2 separate regions of the Homo sapiens genome follow, and region 2 is linked to region 1. The links are chromatin contacts, found by Hi-C in ENCODE. All regions are on one chromosome and are shown on one strand. Each heading gives the region's core, a stretch centred on a gene start or an enhancer-like site at or near the end of the contact. The rest is flanking DNA. Distances are from core to core; before and after follow the strand shown. Region 1 holds the start of MFNG (MFNG O-fucosylpeptide 3-beta-N-acetylglucosaminyltransferase). Region 2 overlaps TRIOBP (TRIO and F-actin binding protein).

Region 1 (4,450 bases), core at 730-3,229:
CATCCTTTCTGTGGGGTGGAGAAGCCCACTCATCCTGTAATCGTCACCAAGTCATATTTTTGTCCCCATTTTAGAAATGATGAAGGTAACTTTCCTAGAGTCATACAGCCAGTGAGTGGCCCAGTTGGGAATTTTTTTTTTTGAGATGGAGTTTCACTCTTGTTGCCTAGGCTGGAGTGCAATGGCGCCATCTCGGCTCACTGCAACCTCTGCCTCCCGGGTTCAAGTGATTCTCCTGCCTCAGCCTCCCTAGTAGCTGGGATTACAGGTGCCTGCCACAATGCCTAGCTAATTTTTGTATTTTTGGTAGAGACGGGGTTTCACCATGTTGGCCAGGCTGGTCTTGAACTCCTGACCTCAAGTGATCTGCCTGCCTTGGCCTCCCAAAGTGCTGGGAGTACAGGCGTGAGCCATGGCGCCCAGCCCCCAGTCAGGATTTAAACCTGGTCTGTGGGGTACAGAGTCTGGGATCATCACCAAGGCTGGCATCATCACCATTCTGAGAATATGGCCTGTGAAGGGGCCTGGCTGGGGGCTGGCCCATGAGAAGGTCATTCAAAGGGTTGGTTTTCCCTTCCTCTCCCCCAGCTGTCCTCATGCAGGGTTGAGCCCGGCAGGGCCACTTCCCTTTGCCAGCCACCTGGTACTTTGTTGTGTTGAATTAACATTGATTGAGTTCTTGTCTGCCGGTCACTGTTCTAGGCACTGGGGATTAGGGACTCAGTGATCAAAAAATAAATCCTGCCCTGATATTCTCATGAGGAGGACAGAAACTTAGTTAAACATACAGAATGTTGGAAGATGAAAAGTGTGATGAAGAAAACAGTGAAGTGGCTTGAGAGGGACAGGCCTGGGGGGCTGGGAAGGAGGCGGCGAGGGGTTGCAATGTTAATAACGTGGTCAGGGAAGGCCTCACAGAGACGGTGACCTTTGTGTAAAGACCAGAAGGGAGTGGGGGAGTGAGACGTGCAGGTCTCTAGGGAGGGGCCCAGGTGGGAACAGCAAGTGCCAAGGTCCTGTGGCGGCCAGGTGCCTGGGCCAGCGAGGGTCCCAGGTTCTGGAGTGGAGCAGGGTGAGTAGCAGGAGATGGGGTGGGAGTAACTTGGGAGCCAGCTCACGCAGGGCCTTGTGGGCTGCTGTGTGCGTTTTGGCTTTTGTTCTGAAGAAAATGGGAGCCAGTGCAGGCTCTGAGTGGAGGAGGGAGGAGGTGTGAGTGAGCTTGTGCGAAACAAGATGGAGGTGGTGGCTGGAGAAGGCCCTCTGTCTGTCCACTGGTCAGGTGCTGGGAGAGAGGCAGCTCCAGAGACTGCGGAGTGAGGTCGGGTATGGGCTGGGGCACAGCTGGACAGGTGCCCTCAGGGGACCTCCTGTGAACTAGATGAGGAACAGAGACCTGGGTTCTGCCAGCTCTGCGGCTGAGTTGCTGGATCGTTTTTGCTCATTCTGTGCCTTTGTGCCTTATGTCTTCAGCTATAAACTGGGAACGACAGTCCCAGTGCTGTTGTGAAGACCTCAGGAACTGAGCGAACAACTGTGGGAGCCCCAGAGGTTAAGAGGTTATCACGGAAGGCTTCCTGGAGGAGGGAACCCTTAAGCTTTGAAGTCCAGATAGAACTCAGCCTAGTGGAGGGAATGTGGGTGAGGCTGGTGGAATATGGGAGAGCATCCCGGAGGAAACCTGTGAGCAAAAGCTGGGGGCTGGGTGAAGCAGGACACCAAAGTAATGGGTGTTGAATGGGCCGAGCTGACAGCTCTCTGGGGGAGTGGACGGTGCTGGAGGACACTCCCTTCCACCGGGCACGGAGGGTTTGTTGTGACTTCCTCCCACCGCAGCAGCTGGCAGAGCCGGGGCTGCCCTTTCTGCTGGTGCCTCCTTTCAGCCGCCTCTGTCTGGGGTTCCCTTCGTCTGGCCCCGCCCCTCGGGCTAAGCGGGGCGGGGCCAGGCGGTCCCGGAGGCTGCGGCAGGCCGGACAGCGGGAGCAGGTGGAGGACTGGCGGCGGTCGAGATCGTGCTGCCATGGCTCAGCCTCTGGGTCCAGAGCCTCAGCTCCTACCTCTTCCCTCCTTGCCAGCCCCTGATGCCTGCCAGACTTTTGCCTCTGCTGGAGCCCCTGCCTGACCAGCTTCCCCTCCCTGTCTGGTTGGGATTTGGGGGCTGAGCTGTCTGGGGTCCCAGGGCCAACCAATGCAGTGCCGGCTCCCGCGGGGCCTGGCTGGAGCCCTCCTCACCCTCCTGTGCATGGGGCTCCTGTGTCTGCGGTACCACTTGAACCTGTCCCCGCAGCGGGTACAAGGGACCCCCGAGCTGAGCCAGCCGAACCCGGGGCCCCCTAAGCTACAGCTACACGATGTCTTCATTGCAGTGAAGACGACCCGGGCTTTCCACCGCTTGCGCCTGGAGCTGCTGCTTGACACGTGGGTTTCCAGGACCAGGGAACAGGTGACAAGTGGGTGACATTGGGCCCTGGGGGTGGCCCCTGGCCTAAGGGGTTCTCAGAGGCCTTTCTACTGGGCTGGGGTCCCTGACTGCCTCATGGGAGAAGCTGCTCAATACCTGCCTAATCAGGGATCCTCTTCCTCTCTCCTTCTTCCGGGCTTTAGGGGCTGCCTGCGGCCCTGCCCGTGCCCTGTACTGGTCCTGACTCCAGGTGCACCCAGGTCCTACCGCTCCACCACTTTTGGGGGCCAGGCTGGGCCCCTGCTCCAGGCTCCCGGGTCCCTCCTGGGGGTTCTTCTATTCCTAGCCGCTCCCGTGGGGGCTTCGCTCCTAGCCACCCAGGCCCAGCCTGGCATCAGGGGTAATGGTGGGTGTTGGGCAGCTGGGGTGGAGGCCTCCAAGAGGTCCTGACCCAGACCCGTGCCCAGGCCAGGCTGTCCCACCCAGGCCCTAGGTGCTGTCCTGCCCGGGCTCTGAGGGTGGAGGACGGGAGGAGAATGGTGGGGTCTGTTCTTGGGGGAGGCATCCCTTCGGCCTTCCCGATAGCCCCTGCCGCTGTGTCTCTGCTGCCCCGGGTGTGCCGAGGCCGCCATGTCTGGCCTCCTGTGTTGGCTTCCTGCGGACTGCTTCCGAGGGAGGGAAGGAGAGCGCATGCCACGAGGGTGGCGGCTGAGGCAGTGGTGGGCCGGAGGTTGGGGAGGCCTGCCTGGCACGTGGGATTGTGTGTGTGTGTGTGTGTGTGCTCACACGCACGGAGCTGGAGTGTGCTAGATGTGTGTGACAAGAGGCATGTCTGTCACATGGCTGTGCGGCTCCGGCGAGCCAAGTCCCTTCCAGCCCTTTCCCTCCTCGCATCCAGTATCTTCCTTAAGCAAAGTTAGTGATGTCGGTGTTAGGGACCGTTGATGGGGGAGGTGGAGAATGGGTACACACACACACACACACACACACACATCGGTCCCCTCTTTGGCGGCTGGCTCAGTGGGAGGAAGTGACTGAGTCTTTGGAGATAGTCGAGACCTCCTGGAAGACCAAAAGGAGGGGGAGAGGATGGCTGGCAGAGGCCAGGCCCTCCTGGGGAGGGGCACCCTGCCCTGATTTCTGCCCTCGTACTTGGGATTAACTCTTCCCCAGCTGGCCCCCAGCACCTCAGCTCTTCTCTGGGCCCCACACGGCTTCTCATCTTGGGGAGATCCTGGTTCTTCCTGCGGAAGCAGCCAAGGCGGGCCCTCCCGCAGGCCTTCCTGTTTATGCGTCTGTGTACCCGGGAGCGTGGCCTCACGTGGCCCACGGCCCTTTCCTGTCTTATCTCCATCACCGCGGTGGTGCCCTTGCCCCGGATGAGGAAACTGAGGCCAGAGAGAGGAAGTGCTGGCTGGCGTGGTGTCACGCAGAAGGCCTGAGGGGACAGAGCCCAGTGGGACCTAGAACCTTGCTCCTGGTTGGGTGCTTTTCTCCCCTGCTGAGACTTGGGAACCCTGTGAGGACTGGGTCACTGGGCTACAGGAGTCGCTACCCCACGTCTCTCACCCTTTGGCTCACTTCTCTCTGTGACCTCAGCCAAGGCCCTCCCCTTTCGGCCCGCAGTTTCCCCATCTGCACGGGGCAGGAGTGTCTGGACCGGGCCTGAGCTGGTTAACTGCAGCGCTGGGCGCCCGCCTGGCTGGTTAAGGGCGGTCGGGTGGCAGGTGGGCCTTGCGGCAGGGGCCGGGACTCGTGTGCCGGCCTTTGTCCTGGGCTGAGGGGGTGGGCTGGGGGAGGCGGGTTTTGTGCTCAAGGCGAGCCTTTCTCCTCCCTATGGTCCCCTTGTTGGGGGGAGAGGTGGCAGCAGCCCCACCACTCCCCTCCTCTGCAGCAGATGGTCCCCGGCCACCCCTCCCCTGCCCCAGCAGGCTGCGTGTCCCTTTGTTTCCCGCGGCTGCCTGTGAAGTTTTCACCATTGTCAGGTCCCCTCCTTAAACAAGTCAAATGCAGCCCTTGGCTCCAAAGAAACTCTGCCCATCGCTCTGTGCC
Region 2 (4,507 bases), core at 21-2,520, 260 kb before region 1:
GACGAGGACCAAGTGCCCCACGGACCCTCCCATGGGCCCGCCAGTCCTGTCCTTTCCTCGGCTCCAGGAGACTATGGGAGGTGGAGCCAGTCACAGGCTGGGGTCAGAAACCCTCTGGTCCCCGCCTAGATCTCTTTGGGAAGGGTCAGTCCTGGCAAGCCCTACCTTCTGGGTGCCGCCCAGGGGGGCACAGCCCCGGGGTCTGGGGGCTACCAGCTGCAGCATGTCCCATGGAGACCTGTGCCAGGCACCCCCACCCAGGCCTAGATAAAGAAGTTGCTCATCCTGATATTTTTCTGACCATGCTCATCTAGTGGGTGCCAACCACCAGACCCTCCCTTCCTGCTGGGGAGACCTCTCTCATCTAAGTCCCGGTCCCTCTGCAGTCTCCGCTCCTGGCGCCGGCAGGGAGGAGGTGGCCACCGGTTGCCATGGCTCTGAGCCTACCTATCAGCCCCTACATCGAGGCCTCACCAGGCCAAGGTGTCTGGTTGCCTGCAGAGAACGGGTGGCATGGCTCAGTGGAGTGGGCGGTGACAGTGGCAGCTGGAAACCACAGCCACCCTGCCTGGCCACCTCTCCCGACCCACTCTCCACCCACGGAGCCCCTTCTCAGGTATAGGAAGTGGACCAACCGGGGCTTGGGACAGCTGAAGATCCAGAACCTTCCACAGCCACAGTCGGGGGACCCAGTAGGTTGGCATCCCAGCCCCTCCCTGTATACCTGTCTAAGGGAGAGACACAGGCTCTGCTCACGGCCGAGAACCCCTGGGGCTGCGTTTGTCCCGCTGCTCTGTATTCTGCCCACCCCGTCTTCCACCTGAGACGGAGGCTGCCCAGGGCGATCCCAAGCTAAGAATGAAGATTGGTGACCACACCTGGCTCCACTTCCCCTCAGTCTGGGACCTCCTGTGGCCCCAGGGCCTTGCAGGGGGCTTGACCACAGCAAGGCTCAGGAAAAACTTGCTGAGGAAATATCTACCCCCTGGTCTAAATTTCTGTGCTTTTTGGGCCATCTCCCCTACCCCCACCTAGCCCGGAGGAGCCAGGCTTCCTGGGCCCACAGAGCTGGCACCACTGGGCAGTCCCAGGCGAAAGTCCCTGGGCCAGGGCTGGGAGATTGGGGCAGGAATGACAAGCTGTCAGGCTGGAACCTCTAGGGCTGCCTGGGAAGTGGAGTCACTGTGACCTTCCTAAGTCACATCCCCTCTCTGAGTCCTGGCTGCCTGATGTGGCAAATGACGGGGCGGTCCTCCCCTCCCGCAGCTTCCGACAGGACTGAACGTGTCTGTACAAGGAGAAACCTAGTGATCCTCCAGAGCCCAGTACAGACACATCACATACCATGTCAGGCACGCCATGACACAGTGACCTTGGGGATAGAAGGTCACCAATTTGAGTTTTGTTTTGTTGAGACAGGGCCCTGCTCTGCTGCCCAGACTGGAGTGTGGTGGTGTGATCACAGCTTACTGCTGACTCAACCTCCTGGGCTCAAGCGATCCTTCCACCTCAGCTTCCAAGTAGCCGGGACGACATAAGCACTCCACCATGCTCAGCTAATTTTTTTTTTTTTTTTTTTTTTGTAGAGATGGGGTCTCCCTATGTTTCCCAGGTTGGTTTCAAACTCCTGAGCTCAAGTGATCCGCTCACCTCGGCCTCCAAAAATGCTGGGATTATAGGTGTGAGCCAATGTGCCCGGCCAACCAATGTGAGTTTTTAAACTGGCAGGGAAACCTGTCCCCAGGGTCAAAAGGTCCGATCATCTAAATCTCCCACGATGCCCCTTCATACAGGGCTCTTCAGGCCCAGCTACCTCTTCTTCACCTGCTAGAAGCTCAGTTTCTCCTTCCGCCTTTCGGGAGTACTGGCAGGTTCTCACAGCCCCGCCTCCTACCTGGCCAGGCACACAACCCCTCTACACACCCTCGGGCTGGCGGGACTCACTCAAAAAGGCTTGGTATCCCAGGCTTGCTTAACAGTTCCAGGGACGGCTCCAGGTGGCTTGCTTTATTTTTGAGACAGAGTCTCTGCTGCCCAGGCTGGAGTGCAATGGCGCCATCTCGGCTTACTGCAACCTCCACCTCCCGGGTTGAAGCGTTTCTCCTGCCTCAGCCTCCCAAATACCTGAGATTACAAGCACCCACCACCATGTCCAGCAAATTTTTTTATTTTTAGTAGAGATGGGATTTCACCATGCTGGCCAGGCTGGTCTCGAACTCCTGACCTCAAGTGATCCATCCACCTCAGCCTCCCAAAATGCTGGGATTACAGGCACACATAAGCCACTACACCCGGTCTCCAGGTGGCTTTAAAACAAAGTCCAGCTGCCTCAGGATGGCAGGGAAGCCTCATCACACTCTTCCAGCCTGGCCTCCCCTTGCTGAGGGGCCCCTGTTTATACCACTGCATATTCCTTGCCGATCACAACACACCAGGACTCCGGGCCCTTCATATGTGCCATGTCCTTGGCCTGAAACACTATGCTTCCTCCTCCTCCGATGACTAGGCAAGCGGCTACTCAGGCCTTAAGACCCAGCTTAATGGCCACCTCTGAGGTCCCTTCACAGTTCATGCCACTCACCGCACCACCAGCCGCCCCCGTCCTGCCCTCCCATGGCCCCTCTCAGAGGCCTCTGTTGCATCCGTGACTATCTTGAGGCCCTTTACTTATCCTTCACAGGCTAGATTAGATGCAACTCACAGTCAGGGACATACACTGTTTACCTGCCAGGACCCAGCACAGATAGGGGCTCAGGGAGTGTTTGCAGAAAAAAAAATTTTTTTTTAAAGTTATCAGGCACTGTTCTAGGCCAGGAAATTAGCTGTGACCAAGAGCTGTGGCCCCTGCCCTGGTGGACTGTAGGAAAGAGACAGTAAACAAGGGACCAAATATAATTTGATGCCCAGCAGGCGAGGGGGAAGGCTGATCCGGGAGCAAAGCTGCACCCAGGCAAAGGCAAAAGGGGTGGAAGAGAATCCCAACTCCCTGAAGCCCCGGAGCCTCACACACTCACACACCTGTGCCACTTGCTCTGTATGGATCCCTGATTCAGGGCACGGGGGCCAGGGGAGGAGGGTGTGAGGTGGGTACAGGAGGAGCACCAGCTGAGAGCAGGCTGAGGTCTGCATGGCAGCCAGGATGAACTCAATGAACACTATTAATGGTGATCATAGCCTCCTCTCTGCTCTAAAAGCTTTCATGGCTCTCTATTGCCCCTGTCCAAGCCCTAGCAGTGAGGCCCTCCTCCCCAGACCCCTTCCCTACGCTCTTGCTACTTCTCAAACATGACCACCCGTTTCTGTCCACACTGCTGTCTCCTCGCTAGTCCATCTCCACCTGACAAGGCCCTATAATCACAGGAGGACACCTCCCTCAGGAAGGCTGCTGCCACCAGCAGGGATGTGCTGTCCATCTTCCAAGCACCCCACACGCTGCTTCCGGCAGCCTTACCCTTGCTCAGCACGTGCTGCCCCCAGGACAGGCAACTGTGAAAGAAAGCTGGAACGGACCTGGATACAAATTCTGGCTTAGCCTGGGACTCACTGAGTTACCTGGGGCATGACACTTCACCTCGCCACACCTTGGTTTCCTCATCTGTTTGATTAAGATGTTACTACCAACCTTCAAGGATCAAATCTGGTAACGTGAAAGCACCCGGCTGAGGGCCGGGCAGGCACCCGGTGGGCAAGGCAACTTCTCTCCTCCTGGCCCCAGGACACTGACTCAGCTCCTCCCCCCACATCCCTTCTGCTCCTGACAGAAAAGGGGAGGCTGCTGACGACAGGAAGGGCCAGCAGGGAGGTGGCAGGATGTCCAGGAGGACGCCGAGGAAGTCCAGGCCATCACACTCACAGGGCAGGGGCTAGGCGTGCCACGCCCCCCAGCAGCCCAGCCCGCCCCCAGCAGCCCACCCACTCCTCCGCAGGGTCTCCACTCCCCTGAAAGAGGCCTACTGCCGCCTGTGCACACACACACCCTGCTCATCCTCCCCCAGGAGGGCCACTGGGCTGTCAGAGCCTCCCTGAAGCACTAGCCAGAAACCAAAAGCAGCCCCACCCCTCCCTTCCCGAACATCACGGTCAGTGGGCCAGAAGGACAGGGAAAGGAGCTACTCCTTCTCTTATACTTGGGGTGACCTCGGGCAACTCACCAGCGCCCCTCCCCAAGCCTCAGTTTATCTGGCTGTGAAGTGGGGAGTCCAGCGAACCCAGCTGTGAGGCTCAATATGCTAACTATGGCACAGGTAATTGATGGGGCTTGGGTACAGCTCACCCCCATGAGAAAGGCAAACCCCTGCCATCATGCCCCCTACTCAGACTCGCAGGCTTGTCCCAAGGCCCCAGGACCGCTGCAAAGTGCAAGCCCAGGAAGACGTGGTATCCCGCTGCTTCAGACGTCCCGGGACTGCCTCCCGGGCTGTGGGTGGGGCGGTCCGGCCACTTCTCGCCCACCCGACCTCGGGCCAGCGGCCACACGGAGGGCTGGCTTGCCCAGGCCCGGGTCAGC

The links. A loop is a pair of places that touch in the nucleus more often than their neighbours do. Pooled maps may share reads with other maps.
Region 2: a pooled map shows a loop between it and region 1 (3-fold over the local background). The contact joins the enhancer-like site here to the promoter of MFNG in region 1. A Hi-C loop is called at or near these places in 2 of 37 single-sample maps with no recorded cell type and 5 of 50 pooled maps.

Annotation. Positions count from the first base shown.
Region 1 is chr22:37,483,913-37,488,362 of GRCh38, reverse strand. MFNG (MFNG O-fucosylpeptide 3-beta-N-acetylglucosaminyltransferase) reads left to right here and starts at 1,979. Exons shown (of 8, transcript NM_002405.4): 1 at 1,979-2,440. The coding sequence starts at 2,186. RefSeq lists enhancers at 577-1,086, 1,087-1,598, 1,599-2,108, 2,585-2,634, 3,035-3,094 and 2 more and a silencer at 1,885-2,014.
Region 2 is chr22:37,746,859-37,751,365 of GRCh38, reverse strand. All of the region lies in intron 11 of TRIOBP (TRIO and F-actin binding protein), which reads right to left. It overlaps LOC124905115, which reads left to right and starts at 4,067. Exons shown (of 3, transcript XM_047441691.1): 1 at 4,067-4,244. The coding sequence starts at 4,227. RefSeq lists a silencer at 4,363-4,472. Within about 2 kb of position 1,270, at least 11 of the 41 ENCODE cell types and tissues checked have a DNase peak (open chromatin) inside an H3K27ac peak, as active enhancers do.